2 separate regions of the Homo sapiens genome follow, and region 2 is linked to region 1. The links are chromatin loops, found by intact Hi-C in ENCODE. Cell type or tissue: dorsolateral prefrontal cortex. All regions are shown on one strand. Each heading gives the region's core, and the rest is flanking DNA. Links, peaks and the distances in the headings are about the cores only. Region 1 overlaps RPS6KA5 (ribosomal protein S6 kinase A5). Region 2 has its middle 14 kb from the start of DGLUCY.

What was found. A loop is a pair of places that touch in the nucleus more often than their neighbours do. Peaks named below come from ENCODE experiments on the same cell type or tissue, not always from the same donor. Only the 100,000 strongest peaks of a DNase experiment are listed, where the experiment ranks them.
Region 2: it touches region 1 in a loop (2.0-fold over the local background); 4 of 110 quality-filtered maps call a loop at or near these places.

The regions. Positions count from the first base shown.
Region 1 is chr14:90,991,994-91,008,291 of GRCh38, forward strand. It overlaps RPS6KA5 (ribosomal protein S6 kinase A5), which reads right to left. Exons shown (of 17, transcript NM_004755.4): 2 at 9,095-9,166. Among named protein-coding and RNA genes, the nearest start is that of RPS6KA5, 60 kb to the right of the region's middle. In dorsolateral prefrontal cortex, for the core only: no CTCF peak of the experiment used is centred there; a DNase peak (open chromatin) is centred at 7,538; H3K4me3 peaks cover 759 bases; H3K27ac peaks cover 2,130 bases.
Region 2 is chr14:91,091,902-91,108,199 of GRCh38, forward strand. It overlaps a transcript of DGLUCY not described here. Among named protein-coding and RNA genes, the nearest start is that of DGLUCY, 14 kb to the right of the region's middle. In dorsolateral prefrontal cortex, for the core only: no CTCF peak of the experiment used is centred there; a DNase peak (open chromatin) is centred at 11,374; H3K27ac peaks cover 1,120 bases.

The DNA of each region.
Region 1 (16,298 bases), core at 6,181-8,680:
TTAATTCATCAGAAGAGTTTTCAGTTTCATTTCCAAAGAAAACCTTACATGACACATGAAGACATCTGATGAGTCTTTCCTATTATTCTAAGTAGTGCTGAAAAAAATTTATCTTAAAAAGGTAATGAAACTGAAAGATTAGTGGTAAAATTTTTGAATAAAAATTGAGATTTTATTATATTCATTATAAAAGCTTCCACCTACTCCATTTAGTCATCAAAACTGTGATTTTTTAAAGGCAGATATACTTACAATGACATTTCTTAGTTATCCCATCTTCTCATAAGAGACTACACTGTCAGCTGGCAAAAAGGAAAAGCAGTCTCCATGGCTGACAACTGATCCATTATAAAACAGTGCACACACACAAAATGGAAATACAAAGGTAAAACATTACAGGTAAACTGTTTCCTTACCTTTACAGAATTGTCTTCAAGGCCTGTAACCAAACTACTCAGTGCAGATGTATAATAGATAATGAGTCAAAGTATTCAATGTGTTGAAAGAAAATACACACAAGGTTTGACTATATAAATTTGATATTAAAAATTTCACATATATAAAATGGGCTGATAATCTGCCTTCTTTATACTGTCCTAGTGTGTTTTTTGGAATCAAGGTTACACTGGACTCATACAATGAGTTGGAGGAAATAATCCCCCTTTTCCTGTTTTCTGAAAGAGTTTGTGGAAGATCAGAATTATCTATGCCTTGAATGTGTGGCAGAACTCATTCTTAAAACTGTACTGAGTGTCTTCCCAGCAAGAGGATTTTTGCTTACTGACCAATCTCTTTAACAGTTATAGGACTATGTAGGTTTCTCACACCTTTTTTCAATCAGTTTGGTAATTTACACATTTCAAGATTACTGTGCATGTTAAACTTTGAGGAACATTACTTCAGGAAACTAACTCCTGTCACCTCCCAAATTAAATGCTATTTTGTCCAATTTTTCAGTTTTCTTTTTTCAACTCCACAAATGAGACATCGTGACGAGAGCTTTACACAGTCAGTATGCTTTAGACTGTTTGTTCAGTAATTCTTTTTGCATCTCGGAAAATTCTCCAGGGATTATTTTCCTTCTTCCTAAAACTACTTCTTTTAAAATTCTCATAGGGGACCTATTGGTAGAAAACTCACTCAGCTTTTGTATGTTTGAAAATGTTGGCTGGGCGTGGTGGCTCACACCTGTAATCCCAACACTTTGGGAGGCCGAGGTGGGCAGATCATGAGGTCAGGAGTTCGAGATCGGCCTGGCTAATATGGTGAAACCCCATCTCTACTAAAAATACAAAAATTAGCCAGCCATGGTGGCATGAGCCTGTAGTCCCAGCTACTCAGGGGGCTGAGGCAGGAGAATCACTTGAACCCAGGAGGCGGAGGTTACAGTGAGCTAAGATCGTGCCACTGCACTCCAGCCTGGGTGACAGAGCAAGACTCCGTCTCAAAAAAAACAACAAGACAGAGCAAGACTCCGTCTCAAAAAGAACAACAACAACAACAAGTGTCTTTTTGCCACACTTAGGGAAAACAGTTTTGCTGAGTATACAAGTGTAGATTAACAGTTATTTTCTCTGGGCATTTTGAAGATATTATTCCACTTTACATGGCTTCCAGGGTTGCTGTTGTAAAGTCCACTGTTAAACTAATTGTTGTTCCTTTATAAATAAGTCTTTTCTCTTTGACTGCTTTTCAGGTATTTCTCTGTCTCATGTTCATCAGTTTCTCTCTGATGTATCTACATAAGAATTTCTTTATACTTGTATGCAAGTACTTGTATTTGCTCTCTGCAAATTCACGTTTAATCCTGTAAACTCCCAGCTATTATTTCTTTGAACAGTGCCTCTACTCATTCTATAAGCTCCTTCTGAAAGTCTGATTAGAAAAATGTTGTATCTTCTCTATCTATTCTCTATTTTTTTTTTTTTGAGACAACCCAGGCTGGAGTGTAGTGATGTGATCATAACTCACCGTGGCCTTAACCTCCCAGGCTCAGACAACCCTCTCACCTCAGCCTCCTGAATGGCTAGGACTACAGTCATGCATGCACCACCATGCCCAGCTAAGTTAGTTTGTTTTTCTAGAGGCAGGGTCTCACTATGTTGCCCAGACAGATGGGGATTCTCCCACCTCAGCTTCCCAAAGTGCTGGGATTACAGCTGTGAGCCACCACACCCGGCCTATCCTCTATATCTTAATAGTCCTCTCATATGCTATCTCTTTTTTCTCCATTCTATATTCTGCATATTTTCTTCAAATCTATCTTCCAATCCACAATAATTTTCTCTTTAGCTATATCTCATCTACCAGTAAAGCATCCATTAAGTTTATACTTTGAATTGTTTTTTTTTCACTCCTAGAAGGACTACTGGTTCTTTCTCCAATCTGTCTGGTCATTTTTTTAGCATGTATTATTCCGTAATATTACAATCAAATCTCTTCTTAATTAAAAACATACACATTTATATTTTATATCTAATAATTCCAACAGTCTCTTTAGGTCTAATTCTATTATTTGTTGTTTCCACTTCTTTCACTCATAGTGCTTTGCTTCTTGGATGTTTGTGATTTTTTTTTTTTTTTTTTTTTTTTTTTTGAGACTGAGTCTCACTCTGTCGCCCAGGCTGGAGTGCAGTGGTGTGATCTCAGCTCACTGCAAGCTCCGCCTGCTGGGTTCATGCCATTCTCCTGTCTCAGCCTCCCAACTAGCTGGGAGTACAGGTGCCCGCCACCATGCCCGGCTAATTTTTTTTTGTTTTTAGTAGAGACGGGGTTTAACCGTGTTAGCCAGGATGGTCTCGATCTCCTGACCTCATGATCCGCCTGCCTCGGCCTCCCAAAGTGCTGGGATTACAGGCGTGAGCCACCGCACACGGCTGGTGTTTGTAATTTTTGATAGTAAAATCATGTCTGTAAAACTTTCTTTGCTATTTCCTTAAGATCTAAGTAAATCCTCCAGAGAAGATTTACATTTGCTTTGCTAGTGCTGTTGGGAACACTACCAATTCATAAGTAGAATAAACTAAATTCATACTTGCTTGTGTGTGGTTTTTTGTTTTGTTTTGTTTTTAATATAAGACGGAGTCTTGCTCTGTGCAGTGGCTCACTGCAACCTCCACCTCCCAGATTCAAGCAATTCTCCCTGCCTTGGCCTCCACAGTAGGTGGGATTACAGGTGCCCGCCACAACGCCTGGCTAATTTTTGTATTTTTAGTAGAGATGGGGTGTTCCCATGCTGGCCTCAGCCTCCCAAAGTGCTGTGATTACAAGCACGAGCCACCGTGCCTGGCCAGGATTTTTCTTTTTTTAAATCACATAAGTGGATAACAAACTGAAGTTGCAAACCTGTATGATGTTTGGTTTAAGGTTATGACTCACGGAAGGCTTTTACTGCTTATTTGTTTCCTTCACCCGAAGCCAATGCTAAGCCAGAAAAGTTTCCCCTCTATCTCCCTTTGCAGGCTAGATTTTTATTTTCTCATTTACTGTTTTACTGAGCAGTAGCCTTCTCTACCGCTTGAGTGCCTTAGAAGCTGTCTCCTATATATGAAGTATGAAAATGGTAAACCCAAAGAACTAGCTCGGAATTCACTGGTGGATTTCTCCAGCATAACTTCTGCCCTCAGGCAGCTTATTTGCTTCTCTAAATTCCTGCTCCCATTTTATTTTTTCAAGCTTAAGAATTTTCCTTACTTTTGCCAGGTAATCTAAGCAGTTGATAGAAAGACTACTCAACTGCATAGATACCTGGCAAGAGTAAGGAAAATTCCTTATCTAGCACTTTAGAGGTTTAATAATGATTGTGGCTACATGCAGTGACTCATGCCTGTAATCCCAGCACTTTGGGAAGCCAAGGCAGGAGGATTACTTGGGCCCAGGAGTTTGAAGCCAGCCTGGGCAACATAACGAGACCCTGTCTCTACTAAATAAGTAAATAAGCAAGCAAGCTGAGTGTGTTGGCACATGGTTGCAGTCTCAGCTACTCACGAGGTGGAAGTGAAAGGACTGCTTGAGCCCAGAAGTTCAAAACTATAGTGAGACAGGGTCTCGCTCTATCTCCCAGGCTGGAGAGCAATGGCACAATCATGGCTCACTGTAGCCTCAACCTTCCAGACTCAAGAGATATTCCTACCTCAGCATCCCTAGTAGCTGGGACTATAAGCGAGTGTCACAACAGCCCAGGCTAATTTGTTTTTTTTGTTTTTTTTTTTGTTTTTTTTTTCAGTAGAGATGAAGTCTCGCTATGTTGCCCAGGCTAGTCTTGAACTCCTGGGCTCAACTGATCCTCCCACCTCAGCCTCTCAAAGTGCTGAGATTACAGGCATAAGCCATTGCACCAGGCCTGCATGCATTAAATTAACAGATCAATGAATAGGATTAGTCTCATGGTTCTTGTTATGTACTATAAAATTCAATGGTGAAATTAATCATTAATATTACATTTTAATAGTGTCCTTGAAAGTTCTGTAGATGCTATGTCTATTTTGCTATAGAGAAGTTATCTGTTATTACAGATTAAAGTTGTTTAGCTTTGACCATATCTAGAATAAAACATCATCTCAGAGATAACGTTTTCTTTTAAAAACAGCTATAAATCTATTTTTAAAATAAAATAAATAATAATTGGGTTAATCAAAAGTATATAAACAGTAGTTTCATTTGATCAATTGTACTAATATTTTTACTACGTTTTGCTTTTGATAAAAAACATAAAAACTGACATTTCTAAAACTTTAATATGAAAAAAGAATCTCTAAAGCATGGAAAGTCAGGTAAACATTGCAAATAAGAATAGCAATTTGTTTTCAAATTTTCAAGGATCTTTATAGAGATCCCTTATTATATGGAATAAGTATACTCATCCATTCATTCAAAAATATTTGAGAAACTGCTATGCATAAGTTAACCCACTAAGAAAATTTGTTTACCCAAACCCTATTTTTCTGGCAATTTTACATTACTGAATTATAGATGAGTTAGATGGAATTCTGCCATCTAAATAAATGGCAGATGGCAAGAAACATGCCAAGACACTATGAACTCTTCAGGCAATATAGATTATGATTAAAGTATAAGCATATAATATTTTTCTATCACAGACTTCTTCCTGTTTTAAAATTGTTTAACCTAACCTGTAGTAAAAAAGGAAGACGACCATTCAGATTTCTTCCTGTTTTAAAATTATTTAACCTGACCTGTAGTAAAAAAGGAAGAAGATCATTCTCACTTCAAAGATTACTTTAAACAGAACTTGAGAGAATTTATAGAACCTTGTATTCAAAATATTTAAAAGTGTGCATGACTTTTTATAAAGTACCTGAAAATGAAAAAAACATATGTTCATACAAAAACTTGTACATGAATGTTCATAGCAGCATTATATTCATGTATTTGTTTATCTTTTAGAGAGACGGTCTTGCTCTGTTGCCTAGGGTGGAGTACAGTGGCACAATCATGGCATACTGCAGCCTCAAACTCCTGTTCAAGCAATCCTCCCACCTCAGCCTCCCAAGTAGCTAGGAATACAGGCACATATCACACCATGCCCAACCAATTTTTTAATTTTGGCAAGATGGGGAGTCTCACTATTTTGCCCAGGCTAGTCTCCAAAGCAGCATTATTTATAACAGCCAAAAGATGGAAACAACCCAAATGCCCATCTCCTGATGAACAGAGAAACAAAATGTGGTATATCTGTACAATGAAACAGTAAGTCATAAAAAGTATGAAGTACTGGCCAGGCAGGGTGGCTCACGCCTGTAATTCCAGCACTTTGGGAGGCCAAGGCGGGCAGATCGCCTGAGGTCAGGAGTTCGAGACCAATCTGGCCAACATAGTGAAACCCCGTCTCTATTAAAAATACAAAAAAATTAGCCGAGCGTGGTGGTGTGCGCCTGTAATCTCAGCTACTCCGGAGGCTGAGGCAGGGGAATTACTTGAACCAGGGAGGTGGAGGTTGCTGTGAGATTGCGCCACTGCACTCCAACCTGGGTGGCACAGCGAGACTCTGTCTGAAAAAAAAAAAAAAAAAAAAAAAGTATGAAGTAGTGATGTGTACTACAATATGAATGAACCTAGAAAACATTATGTTAAGTGAAAGAAGCTGGTCACCAGGGACTACACATTTGTATGTTTACCTTTATATGAAATGCCTAGAAGAGGCAAATATATAGATAAAAAAGTCAGTTAGTGGTTGTTTAGGACTGGGGAGGATGGTGAGCTTGCTTGGGCATTAATAGCTAAAGGGTTCAGGGTTTCTTTCTGAAGTAAGGAAAATGTTATAAAACTGACTGTTATAAAATTGCTGCACAACTTTGTGAATATACTAAAACCACTGAATTGCACACTTTAAATGATGGAACAATATGGTACGTGAGTTATATCTCAATAAAGTTGTTACCAAGAAAGCCACATACAGACAAAACAGATAAAAACATGCAGATAAAACAGCTATTATAAAAACAATCTATAATATATATCAACCTTAAGAACTTTTGACCAGATGTCACAAAGCACTATTTTTAAGGGAACTGAGTCACCACAGAACTGTGATCCTCTTTCCCCTTTGAGTAGATATTGCCTTTGAAACAGGAAACAAAGGTAGGAATAAAGGGTATTATTTTGATATTTTGAAAGCATGATTTCTTAGGAATACAGTGGGGTAGAGCTTGGATTTTTAAAAAATACATTTGAACAAATTATTTGAAGGTGGAAATGTACAATAACATCTCCAAGTTGACAGTTACACTAAATTTCTGACAATAACATGCTTAGTTGATGGGAATAAACTATTCATTTTGCTTATTCACTGGTAGCTGTAAAGATTGGGCCTATATGGCATGCTAAACTACTCAGGGAGGTTATAAAGACCTCATACAGCAGGGCCGTAGACATGAAGGCTCATTACTAAATGACCTAAAGACAGCTTACATAAGCGAACTTAGACATGAGGCAGGCCGGGCGTGATGGCTCACGTCTGTAATACCAGCACTTTGGGAGGCTGAGGAGGGTGGATCACGAGGTCAGGAGTTCAAGACCAGCCTAGTCAAAACGGTGAAACCCGAATTAGCTGGGCATGGTGGTGCATGTCTATAATTCCAGCTACTCAGGAGGCTGAGGCAGAAGAATCACTTGAACCCAGGAGGCAGAAGTTGCAGTGAGCCAAGATCGAGTCACTACACTCCAGCCTGGGCGACACAGCTAGGCTTCATCTCAAAAAAACAAAAAAACAAAAAACAAAAAAACAAACAGACATGAAGCTAGGGAAGTGGCTGGTATTGATTACAGAGGCCCCAAGAGAAAGGCTTTCTTTCTTGCTATAATGTTTGGCATTTTGGAAGGGATGGGCAGATACCCTTATATGGACAGGTGTAATCCATCCTGTCAGGCGCTAGAACACTCAGGTCCCTGAGAGTGTGACGCTAAACTGCAGCGGGGAAGAAAAATGGTCTGTCCTCTGATGCTCTCCCTGGTCTTCCAGGAAAAGAGATCTAGGCCTGCTGAGAATGGGGAGGAGGAGGGGGAGGGGAAGAGTTAAAGGCCTCCTTTGTATCTTGACCTGATGGGAGAAAAATGACAGAAGCCAGTTCTCACAGCAGCGGTGGCTGCAGAGCAACACAGTCCAGGACAGGGAGAGAACTGAGTAGGAAACATACACATGACAAGAAGCTGCATAAATGGCAAGGCCTAGTGTAAAATGAAAATGCGGGTGCCTTGTTCATGAATTACTAATAATTTCAGAACAGTGACAGCAGAGCATTACACCAAACATGGGGCTCTTCTACATGCAGGGATCTCTACAACTGCATAGGTCACATCCCCCTTAAGTCAGCCCTGATTTCTGAGCAGCGAAAGCGGTGGTAGCAAAAATTCAGAAGGCAAAGGAAAGTTACAAAGCAGAAAACCAAGATCATGTAAAATCCCGCTACCACTAAGATTTTAGTGTATATAACCATGTACATCCCGGAGAATTTTCTTTATTTTTTGTTGAGATGAGGTCTCACTATGTTTCCCAAGCTGGTCTTGAACTCCTGGCCTCAAGGGCTTCTCCCATCTTGGCCTCCCAAAGTGCCTCCCAAAGTGCTGTGGTGGCATAAGCCACCACGCCCGGGCACCTAGAGATTTTTCTGCATACAAATATACACGCAGATATTTTCCATATCCATATACACATGTAGATATTTATATTTATTCATATAATGTTTTGTATATTGTACATTCTCTTCTGTAGCTTTTTAAAAACTTATTTTGGAGAGCTTTCCAAAATATTAAATAAAAGTAGATCATTTTAATCTATTATATACATTATAGAACATAGAGATCCATGTTCCATTTAACCAAAGCCCTATTGTTGGGTTTCTAAACAGTCCTGGGTTTTTCATTATTACAAATTACGTTCATTGAGTATCAACTGAGTTGAACAAAGATTGAATAAGACAATCAATACAAAGCCCTCCACAGAGTACTTGGCATCTAACAAGCACTCTATCAATGTTAGTGATTTTTTAAAATATTGTGTCCTGGCTGGGCGCAGTGGCTCATGCCTATAATCCCAGCCCTCTGGGAGGCAGAAGAGGGCGGATTACTTGAGGTCAGGAGTTCGAGACCAACCTGGCCTCGAACAACATGGTGAAACCCCGTCTCTACTAAAAATACAAAATTAGCTGGGCGTGGTAGAAGGCGCCTGTAATCCCAGCTACTCAGGAGGCTGAGGCAGGAGAATCGCTTGAACCCAGGAAGCAGAGGTTGCAGTGAGCTGAGATCACGCCACCACACTCCAGCCTGGGCGACAGAGCTAGACTCCGTCTCAAAAAAAATAAAATAAAATAAAATATTGTGTCCTGTGTAAAGGCTGAACTAATTTACATTCCCAACAGCAGGGTAAAAGGGATTGGTTTCCCTAAATCCTTGCCAATTCTTTTTATTTTTGCCTTTTGTGCTTCTATGAATGGTCTGTTCATGTTCTTTGACAGTTCTCCTAATGGATTCCTCATGCTTTTTAAATTTTAATTTCTGTATTGGGGATATCAATCCTTCATCATAGGAATAATAAGTACTTTTTTTTTTCCTTAAATATAATTAACTTAAGACTTACCTCCAGTTCCTAGGACCTTCAGGAGCTCAAAATTTTCTATTCCCACCTTCTCAGCATGTCCTGTCAAATTAGCTAAAAGAAAAAAAGAGGAAAAAAAAAACAAGAGGGTCAGCAATAGAAGGAGGCTCCTGGGGGATTCTTGTGTACCAGCGACGCTCTATTTCTTGACTTGAGTGATTAACCAGGGTTTGCTTTATAATTATTTGTTAAACAGTATAGCATATTTTGCATAAATTTCTGTATGTTATGCATTACAATAAAACTTTTTTTGGAATTTAGGAACTATATATATCATTTGTACCAAATATTAACATAAATTAAAGTGTTTATTAGACTCTCTACTGACCAATATACTCCAAAAATAAATAAAAATTCTAATATGTAGATAGATACATAGTGGGGAAAAAACTGGATGGATTGAGAAGATGTATTTATGATTCGACAAACATTTACTGAGTATCTATTAAATGCCATCCCCAGGTTCTAGGGTAAGTTCTAGTTCCATTTCTGCCACTAAATACCTGGACACGATATAGTATGCATTCGTCACTTCAATACTCTATGTCTCCATTACTACATCTCTGAAATGAAAGTGTTGGTCTCAATGAACTCTAGGATCCCTGTCAGCTCTAAAATTCTAGGACTATGTTTAAAAATATAAACTCTTCAAAGATATATTGTCTTGAATAAATAAAATTAGGATCTCTTATAAATTAGCATTTTCCATAACATATTCCATTGAATTCTAGTCCTATCCTATAATAGGTGTTCTGTTAGGGGGAGATGTGGGGAGCAGAGTGCTTTGGTAGAATAAATGTGGAAATGGTTGGCTTAAACAAAGTTAAACGATTTCTTTACTGCTGAACCTTACAGATCCTGTATTATGAAAATATGCATGTAGATCAAGACAAAGATACTACATTTGTGGATTTAACCACAAAATTACTTTTTAAGGTAGTATCTATTAACATTATGTGAACTAGTACTCTGTAGAAGTGGTTAAGAAAGGCTTGATCCAAATCCTAATTATGCCACTTAAAAGCTGTGTGACCTTGACAAATTACTTGTCTGTGTCTCAGTTCCCAATAATGTAAAATGGGCATAAAAACACCTATCCTCAAAGCATACTGATATCTGTGATTTACTTTGAAATGCATTTTTTAAAATAAGATAAATTTATAAATAAATATAGCTATGAACACATACGTCAAAAGCAAATACAACAAAATATTAATTGCAGAATTTAGGTAGTGAGTATAAGGGTATTCAACATACAATTCTTTCAAATTCTCTGTATATTAGAAAATGGCCATTATAAAATGACAGAAAACAAAATAATACCCACTACATAGAATTTAATGAGGATTAAATGAATCAAATTTATATGGTGCTTGCTGTGTGCCAATAAGCAGTATAAGTGTTTGTAAATAAATTAATGCTTTGGGACTACAACTTTAAGAAAATAAAACTCAACTAACAACTTTTAGAATGAAAAGCTTTGGGGCATAAATAATTTCAATGTCTTTCCAAAGTTTAACTAAACTCATAATTTAAAATTTTTAAAAATTGTGGTCAAAAACACATAACATAAAATTTACCACCTTAACCATTTTTAAGTATACAGTATTGTTAACCATATGTACGTTGTTATGCAACAGATCTTTAGAACCTTTTCATCCTGCAAAATAAACTATATCCATTGAACAACAATTGCCCTCTTCCCTCTTCTCTCAGCCCTGGGAACCACCATTCTATTTTCTATTTTTAAGAGTTTTACTATCAATGTATAATTTTATAGTAAGAACAAGTCAATGTACATGGCCCAGCCTAGAGTTCACATTGACATCAGTATAGATCTAAAATGAATATCAAAAACATAGGTAGTATTCTAAAATAAACGATGGCTTATCTTTAATATGTCAAGTAGATTTTATAAAAAGCCAAACTCATAAGAGACAACCACTTTTGAAACAATGATTTGGCTCTCTTCTAATGTTAAATTCTATTATTTTATTATGTAAAAAAGCTTAAGAGATTATTAAAGAGTCATGTGTCAAAAATAATTACTCCTGGTTCTTACTATTAGGAATCCTTTTTTATTTACTGAGATATGTACAAGCCCAGCTTTCCAAAAGCATTGTTCATATACTAGATTATATCTATATTTATATTTGCTTTATATTTATATATTACTTATCTATATTTGCTGCTACACTAAGAAGATAAGGAATTATTTTTTGATACACAGAATTAACTTTCATAGGAAATTAAAAGAGGTTATAAATTAATTACACTTTCTTTTACAAAGTATAGTACCCAGGAAACCCTAGTCATTCACAAAGGTTGTTCAGATGATCTGTGAAGGGCTGTTTTTGTTCATAATCTACTACCTCTATTATTTTGTTTCTGACATAAATTAACACTTTGGCTGCTACAGGAGCTCAAGTCTTCTCCAACCTCCTATCCCCAGGGCTCCAGATGAAGGGTGCCTTCTGTACTCAGGGTTGAAGGTTTCCAGGTAATGAGAAGCAGCTCAAGGTATGTTCTCTTTGGCTCCTCCTCTCATTAATTTAGCAGCTGAGAATTTCATTTACTCTTTTTATTGCTTTTCCACCAATACTGTTCCCAGGTGGCTGGTAGGTAAGGCAGAGCTCTTCTTTCTCCCATACCTCAAGTCCTAGGTCTTAGGAAAACTCAAGAATGCTGGTCCTGAAAAGAGCTTAGCCCTGGGCTTATGAAGAAAAACCACTCTCTTCCACCTCAAGTTTCTGATAGAGTTTAGATTTCTTGGAATTTTCTTGCTTAAGAATGGCAAGATTCCAGTAAACAATCTTAAAGGGTATCTGCACAGGGCAAAGGGACAAGTAAGTCCTTAAGCAGGTCCATGTGATCCAGCCCAGCTCACCAAGGTCAAGGTTTCAGTTTGGGGTACAGAACCAAAGATCAAGCTTGCTATCATGTATTCCTTTATTTTGTCTTCATTTTCTTGTTTTTTGTTTTGTTTTTTGATTTTTTTGAGACGGAGTTTCGCTCTGTCGCCCAGGCTGGAGTGCAGTGGCGCGATCTCAGCTCACTGCAAGCTCCGCCTCCCGGGTTCACGCCATTCTCCTGCCTCAGCCTCCCGAGGAGCTGGGCCTACAGGCGCCCGCCACCACGCCCGGCTAATTTTTTGTATTTTTAGTAGAGACCGGGTTTCACCGTGTTAGATCTCCTGACCTCGTGATCCACCCGCCTCAGCTTCCCAAAGTGCTGGGATTACAGGCGTGAGCCACCGCGCCTTCACTTTCTTAATCTCACCTGGGAACCATGCAGTTGAAACTATGATAGGGTAGGATACAGAAATCTTAATCCTTACAATAGTCCTCAAAGTTATTGTCTGAGACTGTCAGATAACATTCCTTTGGTTCTTGTCTTTGCTCAAAGGAAAAATTAAAGACATCTGAGCACCAAAAATCTATAGTTAACGTATTTTTAAATTTTACTAAGGTCCAACTTACATACAATAAAATTCACTTATTTAAATGAACAGTTTGATGAATTTTGGTAATTTTACATAGTCATGGAGCCACCACCACAAGCATGATATAAAACAGTTCCAGGCCGGGCGCGGTGGCTCACACCTGTAATCCCAACACTTTGGGAGGCCGAGGCGGGTGGATCACGAGGTCAGGAGATCGAGACCATCCTGGCTAACACAGTGAAACCCCGTCTCTACTAAAAATACAAAAAAATTAGCCGGGCATGGTGGCGGGCGCCTGTAGTCCCAGCTCCTCGGGAGGCTGAGGCAGGAGAATGGCCTGAACCCGGGAGGCGGAGCTTGCAGTGAGCCAAGATCGCGCGCCACTGCACTCCAGCTTGGGCGACAAAGTGAGACTCCGTCTCAAAAAAAAAAACAAAAAAACAAAAAAACAAAAAAACAGTTCCATCACCCTGAAAAGTTTCTGTTCCATTACCCTGAAAAGTTTCTGGATGTCCTTTTGAAGCCAATCACTTCCCTGGTAACTAATAATCTAATTCCAGTCATTACAGTTTTAGCTTTCCTAGAATTTCATATAAATGAAATCATGCAATACATAGTTTCTTGGCTTTCAACTTCATTTACTTGGCCTACAGTCTTTGAGTTTCATCCAGGTTTCTGACAGTCTACTATTTTTCCACCAGAATCTTCACAGTGTGGGCTGTACTTAGCCTTTACTTTACTTCAACTACTGCCATCATAAATTAATCTAAAAGAGTAAAATAAAAATTTAAAAGGTGATATGATATAGGCCCATCTCAGAGCTCTTGAACTTAGCAACCACATGTTTTTGTTGTTGTTGTTTTTTGCCCCTGTTCCTGACTCTGAGTCTTTTCCATTACATCTACTGGCAAAGTAAGTAAACACACATATGAGAGCAAATCAGTAGTAAGTAGTATCATATTTAGGCATGGGGGAGTATTTGTCCATTATAAAGATTTTTTTCACTGTGTTAATGACAAAACACATAAGAAGAAATGGTAAATATCATATTATATAGAATCCTAAGCAATAAAAAACACATATTTGAGCATGTGAGTCTAGGTGTCTAAATAGTTTTCATTCCTATGCTATTATTTTGTCATTGTGATTAAAGCTTTTGTGCATGAAAGTCTAAAAATAAATCACATTTCTCTTAATTGTTAACCTAAGAACAAGAGCTCAAACTTCTCTACAATAATATTAACAGTATTAGAACAAGACTTATAATATTTACACATTTATTTCACCCTACAGGTGAAATAAAACATCAACCAATTGCTGAAATCTGTATGTGTGAGTCATTCACATGCTTTAGTAAAGCCCAAAATATGCTGCTCAGATGATGTGGAGCTACCTGCATGCCTAGATCAGACTGTGCCAGAAACAGACCTGTTAGAATTGTACACTGTCTTTCTTCACACTCAAAAGGAGATGGTACTTTAGTCTAGTTGTGGGAAAAAAGGACTTTTGCTCCTTTTCCTATGCCAGGCATGCCTTTGCCCAACCCCCTTTCTAGTTCTCCCCAAAGGTAAGAAACGTGACTAATTCATTTATTCAAGAGTCCAAAACTCCAGATGGGCACAATTAATAGGTAGACTCACTGTGTTAAAAGATCAGCCTCCCCACAAGGCCTCTTTGGTTTTTTTGCCTCAAATTTCTTCCATGGCCTGACAGATTGGCCATTCTCTTGCACTTCTCCCTTCAACATACATAGTAGTTAGCTAAGCAGATTCAGGGGTTCTCCTGGGACCTGGTTCTATGATCTGAATGTTTGTATCCTCCAAAATTCATATGTTAAAATCCTAATCTCCAAAGTGATGGTATTTAGAGATGGGGCCTTTGGGAGGTAATCAGGTCATTAGGGTGAAACTCTCATGATGGATTCAGTGCCCTACAAGAAGAGACAGGACAGACTATGCTTCCTCTCTCTCTGCTTTCCCTATGCAAGGACACAAGAAGACTGCCATCTGCAAACCAGGAAGTGGGCCCTCACCAGACACTGGAGCTGCCAGCACCTTAATCTTGGAATTCCCAGCCTTCAGAACTGTGAAAAATAAATGTTTGTTGTTTAAACCAGATAGTTTATGGTGTCTTTGTTAAAGAAACCTGAAACTAAGATACCTGGTGTTTCTTCTCCATTCTAACCTTTTTTTTTATTTTTTAGTAGAAACAGGCTTTCACCATGTTGGCCAAGCTGGTCTCGAACTCCTGACCTCAGGTGATCCGCCTGCCTCAGCCTCCCAAAGTGCTGGGATTATGGGCATGAGCCACCGCACCCGGCCCATTCTAACCTTCTAAGTCACACACCTGAACATGCTGGTCTCAAGATTATAATTAGATGTAGTTGGAAGGGAAGTAGGACACCTCACTTAGGCCTTAAACCTAAACTACTGCACCAATGCAGCTTCTACAGAAGAGTTTTACATTGGTGTGTTGGATGTTTGCACAACTCTTATTAAATTTGTTACTCTGATTCCCACCAGCTACTTGTGCCTTGCAGATGGATCACTCATGACTCTGAGGGAAAAGAGGGGCCTGGGAGAGCAGAGTTTGGGCATTTGTGGATGTCTGACTATAACAGCATAGTGGCACCAAAACCTTACCTTCAGCCTCTAAATCCTAACTTAGAAAAATATTAACTCCTTCCCATAGAAAGAATGCCTTATGAAAACTTTTGACAAATATACAAAACAACAAAGAGTATCAACAAACTAAAAACTTAGAATAGAGCTAATCAACTGGTACACAGGAGTACGACCATATCAGTTATTTGTTTCTGGTGTCAATTCTGATGACCACATGAGTTGTTAAATATTAGTAAATTTGGACTAAATCAATAAATATTTTAAATCTTTTCAAGGTCTACTTCAGGCTTATCTCTGTTGTGAATCAGCTTAAACCATGCTCCTCTCAAAAGCTCTTAGAATTTTTTTATATTAATGCCTTAAGTTTAATCATTTAGGGAAAAAGAGGTGTAAATAGTTTTAATGCTCTCACAAAGCAATTTTAACCATTTTTTCCATGAATTTTGTGAAATCCCCTCACAGGTACCTTTTCACATTCCCATCAACAGTGCAAGAGGGTTCCAATTTCTCCACATTCTGTCCAATACTTACTATTTTGTTTTTTTTTTTGGTAGTAGCCATCCTAGTAGATATGAGGTGGTGATTGATGTAATTTTAAAAACAGTAAACTTAAGGATAAAAGGAAAATTGTCTTTTCCTTCAGATTTAAATAACTTTGTTGTTGTTTTCTTCATAAAATTATCCAGGTTCACTGTTTTTTGAAAAAATAGGCCTAAAGCAGACCTTAAAAATCTCCCATAATCCCAACACTCAAAGGTAACTATTGTTAACCCTTGGCATGGTCTTCCAGGATTTCAGCCACAAACCTATGATTGATAAATGGCTTCCTAACTTTCTAAGCAATGCTATTGTAAGTATAATTTGTATAATAATTTTTTAAAGTTGTGAGATGTTTAACTTGGAACTTCCCACTCCTATGGAGGAAAATGATCGGTAAAAATGCATTTTTCACTCTGTTGCCATAGTTTCAGCTAAGCTGCACAAATGTAATTGCACAGAGCATGTGCTGAAATCATTTGATTAGATCCAATGATTCACTTATGTTAAAGGCTTAATTTAAAAGCACTTTTACAATTAAGGTAGAAATAAAGAGAACAATAATGCTTTTGAAGCCATTTCA
Region 2 (16,298 bases), core at 10,223-12,722, 100 kb after region 1:
GTGGCTTTTGACTGCCCCTCAGTCATCCTTGCACCTCTAGGGCTCTGTCCTCTGATGTCCTACTCACGGAAATTGACCATGTCTTCCAAATCAAACCCTTGACTCCAGGCAGGCCAATATCTATACTCTAAGATTCCTTTCTCATTCCTGCCTCTACCTACCTGGAGCTCCCTGCCCCTTTAAAAACATGCCTATGCTTCAAGCCAGACTCTTCCTTGGAGCCTTTCCTGATGACTTCAGCCCATGTTAATTTCATGTATTAGCCATAGTACTAATTTAACGCTTGATCTTATGCTGACACATTCTTGACTACTGTACTGGCCTACGGCTGCTCTTCCCAATTACAGAGTGTGCAGGACAGAAACTATCTTCTGCATATTCATATCCACACTCCCCCACCATGGTGCTTAGAATAGTACCAAACTTGTAGTAGGTGTTCAATAAACTCTTGTTAATCATTTGATTTCCATACTGAGTTGAATCGTTTTGGTTTCTTTTAGTGTTGCTGTATGCTAGTGGGTTCTAATCTTCTCAAATATGAAGATCTCCCTATGAGAAAAGTGGCATCTTGAGTATTGGTTAGATTGAGAAGACACTTGATGATAAAAGGATTTTATATGACTTATCTTTTATTCATTCTCAACAGAGACTGCACACATTTGAGAAACAGTAGTGCCTGTATGTGTAGGAGAGAAAGGGTAGCCACTGAGTGCTAGAAAATGCTTGCTGCAGTTGTGGTTCATGAACTCCTTGCTGTAACGGTATAATAGAGATCTCATGGCTTCATGGCCCCAGATTGGGAACCAAAGGAGTATGCAATTCAACATAATCCTTGCAAGTACCTAATCCAGACATCTCTCTGCGGCTATCCAACCATAATTGCATTTAAGATATTTTGTGGGCCAAGTGCAGTGCCTCACACCTGTAATCTCACCATTTTGGGAGGCCGAGGCAGGTGGATCACCTGAGGTCAGGAGTTCAAGACCAGCCTGGCCAACATGGTGAAACCCTGTCTCTACTAAAAATACAAAAATTAGCCGAGCATGGTGGCAGGCGCCTATGGTCCCAGCTACTCGGGAGGCTGAGGCAGGAGACTCACTTGAATCCGGGAGACAAAGGTTGCAGTGAGCCAAGATCGTGCCACTGCACTCCAGCCTGGGCCACAGAGTGAAACTCAGTCTCAAAAAAAAAAAAAAAAAGATAATTTGTGAAACAAATGAATAGATACAACAGAAAACAAGAGGTTGGAGGAATTTATATGATCATAATGATTGCATAATGACTATAATGATGATATAATAATTAATAATATATTATTGAGCACTAGTTGCTAGGTGCTTTTGGTCGCTTTACATGTTGTGTATTATTTAACCCTTACAGGATGTGATGAAGTATCATTATCCCCATGAGGAAACTGTGAGCAGGGATTGTTGTGGAAATGGAAATGCAAGTTTTGTATTTGGGTAGATGAGGTACAAAACAGCACCAGCAGAGAAGCGAAATGTGGTAGATCCATGAAATGGAATATTATCTAGCTATAAAAAGGAATTGAAGACTGATCCATGCAGCAATATGAATGAACCTCAAAACATTATGCTACCTGGGCATGGTGGTTCATGCCTGTAATCCCAGCACTTTGGGAAGCCAAAGTGGGTGGATTGCTTGAGGCCAAGGTGGGTGGATTGCTTGAGACCAGGAGTTTGAGACCAGCTGGCCAACATGGCAAAACCCTATCTCTACTAAAAATACAAAAGTGAACCAATTGTGTTGGTGCATGCCTGTAATCCCAGCTTCTTGGGAGGCTGAGGCATGAGAATTCCTTGAACCCAGGAGACGGAGGTCACGGTGAACTGAGATGGAGCCACTGCACTCTAGCCTGGGTGACAGAGCAACAAAACAAACAAACAAACAAACAAACAGAAGACCATTATGCCAAGTGAGAGAAGCCAGTCACAAAAGGTCACATCTTGTATGGTTCCATTTACATGAAATGTTCCAAACAGGTGACGCCATAGAGGGAGGAGGCAGATCAGTGGTTGCAGGGACTGGATCTGTGGAATGAGAAGTGACTGCTTAACAGGTATAGGGTTTCCATGTGGGGTGATGAAAAGTTCTGGAACTAGATAATGCTGATAGTTGCCCAACACTATGCAGATACTTAATACCACTAAATTGTACGCTTGAAAACGAGTGCATCTTATGTTATGTGCATTTTACCACAATTTACAACAAAAGTCAAAAAGAGCAACTACAGGCTGGGCACGGTAGCTCACGCCTATAATCCCAGCACTTTGGGAGGCTGAGGTGGGTGAATCATGAGGTCAGGAGTTCGAGACCAGCCTAGCCAATATGGTGAAACCCTGTCTCTACTAAAAATAGAAAAATTAGCCGGGTGCGGTGGCAGGTGCCTGTAATCCCAGCTACTCAGGAGGCTGAGGCAGGATAATCGCTTGAACCCGGGAGGTGGAGGTTGCAGTGAGCCAAGATCATGCCACTGCACTCTAGCCTGGGCGACCGAGCGAGACTCTGTCCCCAAAAAAAAAAAAGCAACTACAGCCCATGTGGAAACAGGATCCCAGAGGCAGAGGTGACCATGCAGACAGAAGCTGGGAGCCTGTAGACATGGGTGGGAGTGCTTCAGAATGTCTTCAGGCCTGGGTCAGGCGCAATGGCTCACTCCTATAATCCCAGCACTTTGGGAGGCTGAGGTCAGGAGTTCGAGACCAGTCTGGCCAACATGGTGAAACCCCATCTCTACTAAAAATACAGAAATTAGCTGGGTGTGGTGATGGGCACCTGTAATCCCAGCTACTCGGGAGGCTGAGGCAGGAGAATCACTTGAACCTGGGAAGTAGAGGTTGCAGTGAGCCAAGATCTCGCCATTGCACCCTAGCCTGGGTGACAAGAGCAAAACTCTCTCTCAAAAAAAAAAAAAAGTCTTCAGGCCTCGAGTGAGAACTCAAGCCATGATCTCATGAGACAGGGCTGTCATCAGCCTGTGGACATCTATATTAAGGATATACCACTTTGTAAAAGGATCCAACACAAGCTGTGATGAATGGAACCTGCTCGCTCTGGGTCCAGGCATGGGTGATCTAAAGCAGCAGCTGCCCTCCAGCAGCTGGTCACCTCTCCTAGCCACACAAAACTCTAGCCGTCTCCTCTGGTCATGAGACAGCACCCATGAGAAATTCCCCCTGCCCCCCCAGTTCATTTGCCCCTGAAAGCAGACCATGTGCCCACTTGCTTTTCTTCTTAGCAGCAGCAGAGCAGATGTCCATCCTCGGCGGTCCTGCCTTCTAGAACCGCTTTCCTTCATATCACAAAAACAGTGACTATTGCTGAGAAATTAGTCCACCTGTTCCTGAAGAACTTCTAGGAGTCATGGTTGGGATATGCTGATTCCTAGGGGCACCAGGAGGGAGGAGGAGGCTGGTTCTCAGGGTCGGCAGAGGCTGCCACTCTGCCTGTGCCCTGTCCTTGCCTGGCTCGCTTCCTGCCACAAGGCCAGTGGCTAAGAATAAGGGTGCTTGTCACCGCATCTTTACACGTGAAGGCAAGTGGCTATGACGTGCACTCCATGTTCTTTCTTTGGTAAGGGAGCTTTTTTTTCCTGGTAGAGTCAAGCCTCTTAAAAAGAATACACCATAGTTCAATCTGTTTCTTTTGTGGATTTCAAAAGAGATGCTTTATTCGGTTCAGAAATGTGGCAACAGCTGGAGAAGCTATTCCCAAGGCAAAGAACAAAGACTTGCAATTATTTATAGTGTGGGATGGGAAGAGAGAAAGATGGAGTGGAAGAAGACTCTGCAAATGGGGGGAGAAAAATGGCAGCTCTCCTTTATACACCTCTTCAGTGGTACTCTCCGTTGGCCCACCCCTCCCTCCCCAGCTTTCCGTCTGGGCCCACCTTTCCCCAAAACACATCTTCTATATCTTTGTCATCTAGACCATCACTGCCTCAATCCAAAGCTCACATCTTCAGTGTCCCACCGCATGCAGAGTCCAGCCCCTGCTTTCCAAGGTAAAGTCTTGCTGACCTGAGCCAGGTGCTAGTGCCCTTCCACCCACTTCCAATCCCCTATAACAAGAATTTCACTCATGGCCTCTGGGGATAATGGTATAACTCAAAGGAATGACAAGGATTTCAGATGCTAGTATTTGGTAGTGGGAATGTTTTGAGATAGGTGGGGGTCTTTGTCATCTCCTCACTTTGTATTGCACAAGTGGCCAATTGAACCAGTAGGGAGGCTGGGCGCGGTGGCACTTTGGGAGGCTGAGGCAGGCAGATCACCTGAGGTCAGGAGTTCGAGACCAACCTGGCCAACATGGCAAAACCCCGTTTCTACTAAAAATACAAAAATTAGCCAGGTGTGGTGATGCGCACCTATAATCCCAGCTACTTGGGAGGCTGAGGCAGGAGAATCGCTTGATTGCTTGAAGCTGGGAGGCGGAGGTTGCAGTGAGCCAAGATTGTGCCACTGCACTCCAGCCTGGGTGACAGAGCGAGACTCCATCTCAGGGCCGGGGGTGGGAAGGAAGAACCAGCAGGGAGATGCATTATTGAAAATTGGGGAGTGCGACCCTCTCACTGGTGACTCCTCCTGGGGCCAAGTCAGTAACGGATGGAGGAGTTTGTACAGCTATACAGGTTGTGACTTTTCTTGAAATTGCCTGGGGACTGACCACAGCACAGTTCTCCAGAGAGGCTTGTCTGCCCTTAGAGTGTCGGGGTCCACTCTCGCACTTAGGCCCATGTTCAGCTGAGTGCCTTCCCCTGCCCACCCCCCTGGCTTGTTCCTCCGACTTCTGCACCTACCAAGGTTTCAGCGTGTACATTCAGCCTGAGGCTGACCACTCAGCTCACCTGTAGGAATTTTTCTCCCTTGATCCTTCCCAGGGTAGGGAACAAGTTGGCCCACTGAGAGGGAGTGGGTCAGCTGTAGTCAAGAGGCAATTTTACTGAGCTCGCACTGGGAAAATTGGAGAAATTGCTGGGTTGGCACAGGGCATGCTGCCCATGAAACACTCTCCAAGATTAACTCATACAATTTCAGATTTCTGTGTCAGCTTAAAAAAATAGCCTTAAATCTATAGAAGCAAAAAATAGACTGGTGGTGGTTGCCTTGGGCTGGAGAAAAAAGAGATTGGCGTAAATGGGGAGTGACTGCTAACAGGTCTGGGAGTTTCTTTTGGGGTGATGAAAAGTTTTAGGCTGGGGGCAGTGGCTCACGCCTGTAATCCCAGCACTTTAGGAGTTCAAAGCAGGAAGACTGCTTGAGTCCAAGAGTTCAAGACCAGCCTGGGCAATATGGTGAAACCCTGTCTATACCGAAAAAATACAAAAATTAGCTGGGTGTGACACGTGCCTGTGGTCCCAGCTACTTGGGAGGCTGAGGTGAGAGGGTTGCTTGAGGCCAGGAGGTGGAGGTTGCAGTGAACTGTGATTGCCTCACTGGACTCCAGCTTGGGTGACAGAGCGAGACACTGTCTCAAAAAAAACAAAAACAAAAAAAGCAAAGAAAATGTTTTAAAATTGTGGTGAGGTTGCAAAGTTCCATGAATATGCAAAAAATTATTGAGTTATACACTTTAGGTGAATGTGTATGTTTGAGAAATAAATCTCAATAAAGCTATTTGTTAAGCCTCATGTTTCCCTCCAAAAACAGTTCAACACAGACAGTCCCCACAAGGCAGGCTTGTAGACAGCTTGCCCACCCTCACCTTGACCCCATGTCTCTCTCTACTTGGCGATCAAGGACCCCCTCCCCTCCCTTTTTTTTTTTTTTGAGACGGAGTTTCGCTCTTGTTGCCCAGGCTGGAGTGCAATGGCGTGATCTTGGCTCACTGCAACCTCCATCTCCTGGGTTCAAGCAATTCTTCTGCTTCAGCCTCCCTGGTAGCTGGGATTACAGGCGTGTGCCACCACGCCCAGCTAATTTTGCCTCCTCCTCCAAATGTTAATTACTCATTTGACTCCTCCTACCTTGTATGATGTCACTTGTATCCAGTGGTGTTTTAGTAAATGTTTAACAACCAGCTTTCTGGAAGAAAAAGAGAAAAAAATCCTAGTTTGTAGCATTTGCCAATGTTCATAATATAAATATTCCCCACTACAGCCAATGCCAAGCTGTTAGCCTGATGGCACTGAATGCAGAGCTAGGAAATGCCCCACAGGCCACCATTATGTAGCATTTCTACCATATAGATGTAAAGGACCCTAACAGCAGAGATGATAGTAAAACATCAGAAAATAATTAGGAAGTGGCTGGGAACCATAGTTCATAGCTCATGCCTATAATCCCAGCACTTCAGAAGGCTGAGGCAGGAGGATCACTTGAGCCCAGGAGTTAGAGACCAGCCTGGGCAACATGGTGGGACCTTATCTCTAAAACAAAACCAAAAATCAGCCAAGCATGATGGTGCGCATCTGTAAGTCCCAGCTACTCAGGAGGCTGAGGCAGGAGGATTGCTTGAGCTTGAGGTCAAGGCTGTAGTGAGCTGTGTTGGCACCACTGCACTCCCAGCCTGGGTGACAGAGTAAGACTCTGTCTCAAAAATAAAAAATAAAATAATTAGGTGATGAGCTTTGAGTGTGTATTACCTTTGCTTTTTAATATAACTTATTAAATTATGTTTATATGATTTAATTTCTAATAATGGCTGTATTTAACAACTGGCTCACAAACTTCCCAAAAATTTAACACTCAGCTCCCACAAGCTTGTGTGAGCCACCTCCAGCCTCAGGATGAGTACCTGCCTCATCCTGACCACTGCTGCAGGCCTGTCCTCTTGCCAAAAAGATGTCATTTCTTAGAAGGCAGACTCGATACTCTATGAGGACAGGGATTGTGTTACCTTGTTGATCATTGAATAACCCATGTGGCCCATGGCCAGCACATCCTCGGTACACTCAGTACATATTTATGGAATGAGAGTAAGGGACTTTCCTTGTAAGCGCAGCAACAGTTAATGAATGCTTAGCAAGTAATAGGCTCCTATAAATATTGGCTGATTGAATAGTGGAAAATAATGGAATAAAAGAAAATTTAATGCATGTAGGTCTTTAGCTTATTTATCTTGATGAGTTAAGTAAAGGTAAAAGATGTCTGTTCTGCTCTAGGCACAGAGCAAGCTCTCTCTGCATTTGGGATACAGTGTAAGGAGAATGAGAGAAGATGAAGAGCCGAAGAAAGGAGGCTGCTTGATGCAGGAGGTAGCTTTAGAAGAATTAAGGCCAACAAATGGGACTACTTCCTAACCTACTGAAGAGAACAGCAGTTTAAGAAAGGAGGTCACATGGTGTGGGGTCAGAGTTTCCAAACACTTTTAAACAAATGCCCTTCACTGGCCAGGCACGGTGACTCATGCCTATAATCCCAATACTTTGGGAGGCCGAGGCAGGCAGATCACTTGAGGTCAGGAGCTCGAGACCAGCCTGGCCAACATGGTGAAACCCCGTCTCTACAAAAAATACAAAAATTAGCCAGGCATGGGAGCATAAACATGTAGTCCCAGCTACTGGAGAGGCCGAAGTGGGAGGATTGTTTGAGCCCAGAAGGTTGAGGCTGCAGTGAGCTGCGATCGCACCACTGTACTCCAGCCTAGGCGACAGAGACCCAATCTCAAAAAAAAAAAAAAAAATGCCCTTCGCTGATAAGCATAAAAATCTCCCTTTTTTTCTTAGAGATTCTGATCTGTTCCCTTAGGTGAATATCACCATAGAATGAGAATTATTCCCACTCAGTTCTGGGTATCCCCACCAACCCAGGGGATCTGCAGTTTTATTTAGGAAAGCATAGCATTTTGGGTCAGTTGGGCTGAGAATCAGGCTGTGAAAGTCTGAGCCAGGGCCAGCAGGCAGCACACATGGTTTCCAGTTCTGCCCTTGCCCTTGGACTTGCTGTGCCACCTTGGGCAAGTTGCTACCCCTCCCTAGGTCTCAGTTTCCTCACCTTCGACATCCTCACCTTTAACTAGAAAATTAGATGGTTTCTACAAAATTAGCCGGGCATGGTGGCACATGCCTGTAATCCCAGCTACTCAGAAAGCTGAGGCGGGAGAATTGCTTGAACCCGGGAGGCAATAGGTTGCGGTGAGCCAAGATCACGCCATTACACTCCAGCCTGGGCAACAAGAGTGAAACTCTGTCTCAAAAAAAAAAAAAAAAAAAAGAAGAAGAAGAAAAGAAAAGAAAATTAGATGGTTTCGAAGTTTCCTTTCAGCTTTAACATTTGATGAGCCCAAGTTCAATATTCATCCTGACCCAGATTTCAAAGATAATGTACTTAAAATATTACAGAATTTGAAAGTGATCAGTTATCTCCTCCGCTTAGAAATGTCATCGCTGGCAGTGCATTGGTGGGTGTTAGGGGCTATTTTGGTGCCTGGGTGTTCAGAAGAGGAGGAAGAGAGGGTGGAGAGATTACCAATTCAGTAACCTCCTCACGACTTTTGAGGCTAAGTCAATGCTTGTCTTGAATGCCTAATCCAAACAGCTGTGAGTTGTGGAGGTGTGTTAAAATGGTGACAAAAATAGCAACTGCTTTCTTTTACTGGGCACCTACTTAGGACCTTGGACTTAACGTGACTTCTCTCTGATTTCCAAAACAACTTCTCAAGGTGTACCATACTCTGATTCCATTTTACAGGTGAGCATTGACATCACTTGCTCAAGCTTGCAAAGCTGGATGAGGCTGGAATTCAAACTCCAACCTGACAGCATCCCATCTTCTTCCACTGTGGTAATAAGGTGTGGTCCCCAGACCAGCAGCACCAGCCTCCTGGGGAGCTGAGAAATGCTAATTTTGGGACCTTACCCACAGTATCTAGGAATCTGTGTTTTAACAAGCTCTCCAGTGAATTCTTTTTTTACAAATTTTATTTTGGCCAGGCACAGTGGCTCACGCCTGTAATCCCAGCACTTTGGGAAGCCGAGGCAGGTGGATCACTTGAGCCCAGGAGTTCAAGACCAGCCTGGCCAACATGGTAAAACCCTGTCTCTACTAAAAATACAAAAATTAGCTGGGCATGGTGGCGCACACCTATGGTCCCAGCTGCTCGGGAGGCTGAAGCAGGAGACTCTCTTGAACTCGTGAGGCAGAGGTTGCAGTGAGCCGAGATCATGCTGCTCCACCCCAGCCTGGGCAACAGAGCGAGACTCCATCTCCAAAAAAAAAAAAATTATTTTATTGTGGTAAGAACATTTAACATGAGATCTATCCTCTTAACAAAGTTTTATGGGTGTCAATAAAGATATTTGATAGATCAGTGGGGTAACTATGTTAACATCATTGTTGGCTATAGGTACAACGCTGGGCAGAAGATTCTATAGCTTATTCATCTTGCTTAACTGAAACTTCATGCTCCTTGGTTAGGAGCCCACTCTTCACCCTTAGCCCCCTCCCCGACCCCTAGCAACCATCAATCTACTACTGGATTATCTAAATTTGACTCTTTTAGAAACCTTATGTAAGTGGAATCATGCGCTATTTGTCTTTTTCACTTCATTTGAGAGCCCCTGTGTGAGGTTAGGCCACCTCTTGGCGATAGCCTGGCCAGCTGCCACACTGTGGAGATGCTCAGAAAGCAGGCATCCCTGATGCCCTTACAATGATATGACATTTCCACCAGGACGTTGGAAGTCGTGCACTCCTTTGCTGCTGGTCACACCCTAACACTTCAGGGATGTTCCAAATGCCACACAAATCATAAAATTGGCTTATGGACGCATTCTTGAGTTGAGTCAAAGTAAGTCATCAGATATTTGATAGATCAATGGGGTAACTATACTAACATCAATCTATTGTACATGTCTTTCTGGGGAGGACAGGATCTTGCTCTGTTACCCAGGCTGGAATGCAGTGGCATGATCACAGTTCACTGCAGCTTCAAGCGATCCTCCCATTTCAGCCTCTCAAGTGGCTGGAACCACAGATGTGTGCCACCATGTCCAGCTAATTTTTTATTTTTTTAGAGATGGGGTCTTACTATGTTGCTCAGGCTGGTCTGAAACTCCTGGGCTCAAGCAATCCTCCCACCTTGGCCTCCCAAAGTGTTGAAATTAGAGGCGTGAACCACTATGCCTGGCCTTAGTGTAGATCTCAAAAGAGCCAGAAGAGAATAATTCAAATGTTCCTGGCATAAAGAAGAGATAAATATTTAAAGTGGTAGATATCTCAGTTACCTTGATTTGACTATATGAATGTATCAAATTATCACATATGCCTCGAAAATATGTATATCTACTATGTATCAATAAATTAAAAACCATAAAAATATTAAATAAGTGAATATAGTTTTAAAAAATAAATCACCAGAGATTTTCTAATTTGACTTTCAGGCTCCAATGAAGTGATCAGTGTTCAAGGCTTCTGGAATGTCTTACTCCTAAGTTCTCTGTGAGGCGATGGATGAAGTCCAGTATTAGGGTGAATTTAAATCCTTCTCGAGAAAGTGTCCTTTTGTCTCATGTCCAATAGTGAACTTCCCTCATTTTAAGACAAGCAGATCATAATGTCTAGAATTTTCCATGTTGATTTCCACCTGGTCTCATTGCTCATACCTGCTGCCACCCCCTCCTCCTCCGGCCCCGGGACTGTCGATGGGAGCCAAAAGGAAAGTGGCATTGAGGGTAGAGGCAGATGTGAATGGCAGAGGAGCAGTGGTGTCCACGGAGAGACTGTGGAATGTCAGCAAACTTTGGTTTTCTTCTTGGTAGGGTAAAATAGGGGCTCACAGGCTCTACAGGGCATGGATATGGGGAATTGCATGTGCTCTAGCAGATTTGTGCATCTGCTTCTGGGGATTGGAGGATGCTGCTGGGACCCCTTCCAGTGTGTATGTGTGTGTGTGTGTGTGTGTGTGTGTGTGTGTGTGTGTGTGTTTGAGACTGAGTCTCGCTCTATCACCCAGCAGTGGCGTGATCTCGGTTCACTGCAACCTTCGCCTCCCAGGTACAAGCAATTCTCCTGCCTCAGCCTCCCAAGTAGCTGGGATTGCAGGTACCCCCCATCATGACTGGCTAATTTTTGTATTTTTAGTAGAGATGGGATTTCACCATGTTGGCAAGGCTGGTCTCGAACTCCTGACCTCAAATGATCCGCCTGTCTCAGCCTCCCAATGTGCTGGGATTACAGGTGTGAGCCACCGTGCCCGGCACCCCCTCCGTTCTTGATCTTGAAAGTGCAAAGATACCCCCATGTTTCTCTCAGGCCCAAGGGAGAGCAACTTAATGATTGGTCCTTAATGAGGACCCTGCTCCCGTAGGCTGCCTGGGGAGCTGCTGCCAGTCACCGAGGCTTCATCCACGCACTCCATGCTGCTCCCAGAGCAGATGAAGTTGCCAGAGAAAATTCTCACACCACATGGGCTGGCCTCATTTCAAATTCCTGGCCTCAGACTGCAAATGGGCTATCAACACGGCCTAGCAATCCTTCCCCCTTCTCCTTTTAGCCTGCTTTGCTGCACTCCAAGATAAGAATTCTGTGCCTTTTCCTCCCTCCTCCTCCGTCTCCATCCCAGCTCTGCCGATGACCCTGTCGCAGGCTTGGCTGGGAAAATAGAAGCCAACAGATGGGAGCTCCCTCCTCTCCCCATCACCAAATACACACGCCTTCCTACATCTACTTCTGCATAGGGCCTCTCTTCCTTCTCTTATACCAGAGCAAATGTCTCTACTCCTGCAAAGGCAAATCGCGCAACTTGTAGTCTGGATCCCATTTCTTGTTGCCTACCCCAGAAATTCACACCTGCTGTTTCTGTCTTTCTCTCTTTATATATCTCTCTCCTTCATCAGCAAATCAGCAAACGTTCACTCTCTCCTGTGTCATTGCCATCAACCTACAGTCCTTCTCTGCTATCTCTTATCATATATATAAACACACACGCACACACAAACACATATATGAAACACACACACACACACATATATATACACACACATACATGAAAGTTTTAGAACAACATTCCCTTGTCCCCGCCCCCACCTCCAGCTCCCACTTCTGCGCATGTCTGTGGAAGCTTTCTCCTCTCCCTTGCCTCCCATTCCCTCCTCTGCCTACTCCAATTTGGCTTCCGCCCACCACTCTGCAGAGCAGTAGTGCTCAACCTAGGATGATTTTGTACCTGGGGACATCTAGGGCAGTGTTTGAAAACATTCTTTTTTTTTTTTTTTTTTTGAGACAGAGTCTTGCTCTGTTGCCCAGGCTGGAGTGCAGTGGTGCGATCTCGGCTCACTGCAAGCTCCGCCTCCCGGGTTCACACCATTCTCCTGCCTCAGCCTCCTGAGTAGCTGGGACTACAGGCACCCGCCACCACGCCCGGCTAATTTTTTGTATTTTTAGTAGAGACGGGGTTTCACCGTGTTAGCCAGGATAGTCTCGATCTCCTGACCTCGTGATCCGCCCTCCTCGGCCTCCCAAAGTGCTGGGATTACAGGCGTGAGCCACCGCGCCCGGCCGAGAACATTCTTTATTGTTGCAACTGGGGAAGGGTGTTGCTACCAGCATCAAGTGAGCAGAGGCCAGGGATACTGCTGAACATCTACAATGCATAGGACAGCCCCCCACAACATGGAATTATCTGGCCCCAAATGTCAGTAGTGTCACAGTTGAGAAACCTGGATGTAGGGGCTGCTCTTGTCAAGGTTACCAAGAGCGTCCTTGATGCCAAGTTTGAGAAACGACTTTCCACACTCATCACACCTAGCTCATCTCTCTTGGTTTCCATGAAACACTTCTCTCTTCTGGTTTTCCTCCTGTCCAGTGGCCATTCCTTTGCAGGTTCCTCCTCTGCCTGACTCCGTCCTGGGCTCTCGGATTTCTCTTTCCTTTGTCTTCCAAATTGGCCTGTCCAGTGGCTTCAGATCATTTCTAAGCTGGCTCTGGAGTCTGACTACCTGGTTGGAGTCCCAGCTCTCAGCTTCCCTGCTGTTGTCTATAGCCACAATTTCTCCTTTGTGATCTGGCAGCCTCAGTTTTTTCTTTGGTGAAATGGGGGTATAACAGCACTTACTGCATAGAGTTGTGATAACTGAATGAGGAAATCCAAGTGCATCTTATGACGCAGAGTTTAATTCATATTAGCTGTTATTTTTATTTATAACTTCTATTACATAAAAATTGCATTACTGGCTGGGCATTGTAGCTCACGCCTATAATCCCAGCACTTTGGGAAGCTGAGTTGGGAGGATCACACGAGGTCAAGAGTTTGAGACCAGCCTGGCCAACATGTTGAAACCCTGTCTCTACTAAAAATACAAAAATTAGCTGGACATGGTGGTGCATGCCTGTAATCCCCACTACTTAGGAGGCTGAGACAGGAGAACTGCTTGAACCTAGGAGGTGAACGTTGCAGTGAGCCAAAATCTCACCACTGCACTCCAGCCTGGGTGACAGAGTGAGACTCCATCTCACACAAAAAAAGAAAAAAAAATGCATTATCATTTTACTTTTCACCAGACAACTCAAGAACAGGTGCTGAGGACTCACCAGATCACATCGAGACAGGTGTTTAATTCTATTTCATTGAAATGACAGCAAGAACAAACCACTAGCTGACCATGAGCCCTGTGCCAGGCCTGGTACTAAGTTTTTTTCCTGACGTGCAAAGCAGGATTTCTGCTCCAGAGAGCTTGCCTATGGTGAATAAACAGGAGAGCAACATAGAGGAATATGTGGAAAAGTCAGGCAGCTATAATAGGTGCCCAATTATTAAGAGACCAGTAGTTGCCAAATAGCATGCTATGAAACTCATTCTTCAGAGACACTTCAAGGGGCGTCCTCAAACTTTTGAATTCCAATTTCTGTTTTAAAGTATGTTTTAAACTACAGTCAGACTCCTGACTTAACAATAAGGATAAGTTCTGAGAAAGGCATGATTAGGAAATTTCATCATTGTGTAAACGTCATAGACTGTGCTTACACAAACCTGGGTGGCATAGGCTACGACACATCTAGGCTATATGATATGGTCTATTACTCCTGGGCCACAAACCTGTACAGCATGTGACTGTGTTACAGTTGCTACTGTAAGCAATTGTAACACAGTGATAAGCATTTGTGTACCTAAACATATCTAAACCTAGAAAAGCTACAGTAAAAATACGGCATTATAACCTTATGGGGCCAGGTGTGATGGCTCATGCCTGTAATCCCAGCACTTTGGGAGGCTGAGGCGGATGGATCACCTGAGGTCAGGAGTTTGAGACCAGCCTGGCCAACATGGTGAAAGCCCGTTTCTACTAAAAATATAAAAATTAGCCCGGCATGGTGACGTGCGCCTGTAATCCCAGCTGCTGGGGAGGCTGAGGCAGGAGAATCGCTCGAACCCGGGAGGTGGAGGTTACAGTGAGCCAAGATCTGCCATTGCACTGCAGCCTGGGCAACAAGAGAGAAACTCCATTCCCTACCCCCCCCCAAAAAACTTATGGACCACTGTTGTATATACAGTCTGTCATTAACTGAATTGTCATTATATGGCACATGACTGTATTTTAAAACTGTAGTTTAAAAAACTAAGTTTGGCCAGGCACAGTAGCTCATGCCTATAATCTCAGCCCTTTGGGAGGCCGAGGCGGGCAGATCATCTGAGGTCAGAAGTTTGCGACCAGCCTGGCCAACATAGTGAAACCCCGTCTCTACTAAAAATACAAAAATTAGCCAGGCATGGTGATGTGCACCTGTAATCCCAGCTACGCGGGAGGCTGAGGCATGAGAATCCCTTGAACCTGGGAAGTGGAGGTTGCAGTGAGCCCAGATTGCTCCACTGCACTCCAGCCTGGGCAACAAAGCGAGACTCTGTCTCAAAAAAAAAAAAAAACTCACTTATGAATGTATTGAAGGCGAAATTTCAAAACAGTGGAGATCATCAACACATTAAGTTCTGTTTCAGGTTAATAGATTTTTGTCCAGGCTGTAATGAAGTGTCTGCTTCCCTCTCTGTTTAATAAAGGAAAATCTTGATTCACCCAGATAAAAGTTGCAAGAGAAACTATTTTTTGACAGCTTTATTGAGATATAATCCACATCCCATACAATTCATCCATTTAAAGTTTTGGTTTTTAAACAGTTACAGTTTGCAATTGCTTATTTGAGTGAATCAAGATTCTCTTGAGTTTGTGCAAAGAAAAATGCAAATTTAGAGTGAAATGAGGATGCTAGGAGATGGTGCCTGATGTCCACAAATGTCCATAGCATCAATTTTCAAATTTTTATGTACAAGCGAGCTAAAACATTTCATTTGGCTGCCTTTCTAAGTAATCATATACATTTGAACATGTAATGTTCTTATATGTTCTCATGTCTTATTTCACACTAACTAAAAACCCTTCATTTCGCTAGGTGTGGTGGCTCACACCTGTAATCCCGGCACTTTGGCAAGCTGAGGCGGGTGGATCATCTGAGGTCGGGAGTTCGAGACCAGCCTGGCCAACGTGGTGAAACCCTGTCTCTACTAAAAATACAAAAATTTGCCGGGGTGGTGGCTCACACCTGTAATCCCAGCTACTTGGGAGGCTGAGGCAGGAGAATCGCTTGAACCCAGGAGGCAGAGGTTGCAGTGAGCTGAGATCGCGCCACTGCACTCCAGCCTGGGCAACAGAGTGAGACTCCATCTCAAAAAAAAATAAAAAAATAAAAACCCTTCATTTATCTGCTTGATATATTGAGATTGCAGCTAAGAGTGAGTGTGAAGAGATTCTGTTTGACACATGTTTACTGACTCTATGCCATGTGTCAGGCTCTGTTGGAAGCTCTGGAACTCAGCCATGAACAGGCAGACATGAAGACCTGCTCTTGTGAAGCTTAGATTCCAGAGCAGGGAGATGGAGAATAGCTAGAGAGAAAACAATGGAATGGTATATCAGATGGCGATAAGTGCTGTGAAAACTAAAGCAGGTCCAGAGGGATGAGGAGCTGGCGGGGGTGGGAGACACGAGACAGGGAGCTACTTTATGGAGGGTGCCAGGCCAGGCCTCACTGAGGATGCGGCCTTGGAGCAAAGATGTGGAGATCAGGGAGTGAGCTTTGTGCTTGCCAGGTGCTGCTGCCAAGGAAGCCTGAAGCCCTTGAAAGGCAATAAGAATGAGAGGAGCTCAGAGAAGCGAGAGCAAAGGGAAGGGTTTGTGACGCAGATGAGAGCAGGAAGAGAAAAAGGCTCTGGTGAGCAGAGGAGCGGGGTTGGTCTTCTGTGGGGTGCCGGGGGAGAAGGCAGTTGGAGCAAATGTGTGCAGGTGGAAGTGTCTTCGTGGTTCTGGAAACAAGGAGTCGACTGGCTGATTAGCTCAGTGAGGAAGCAAT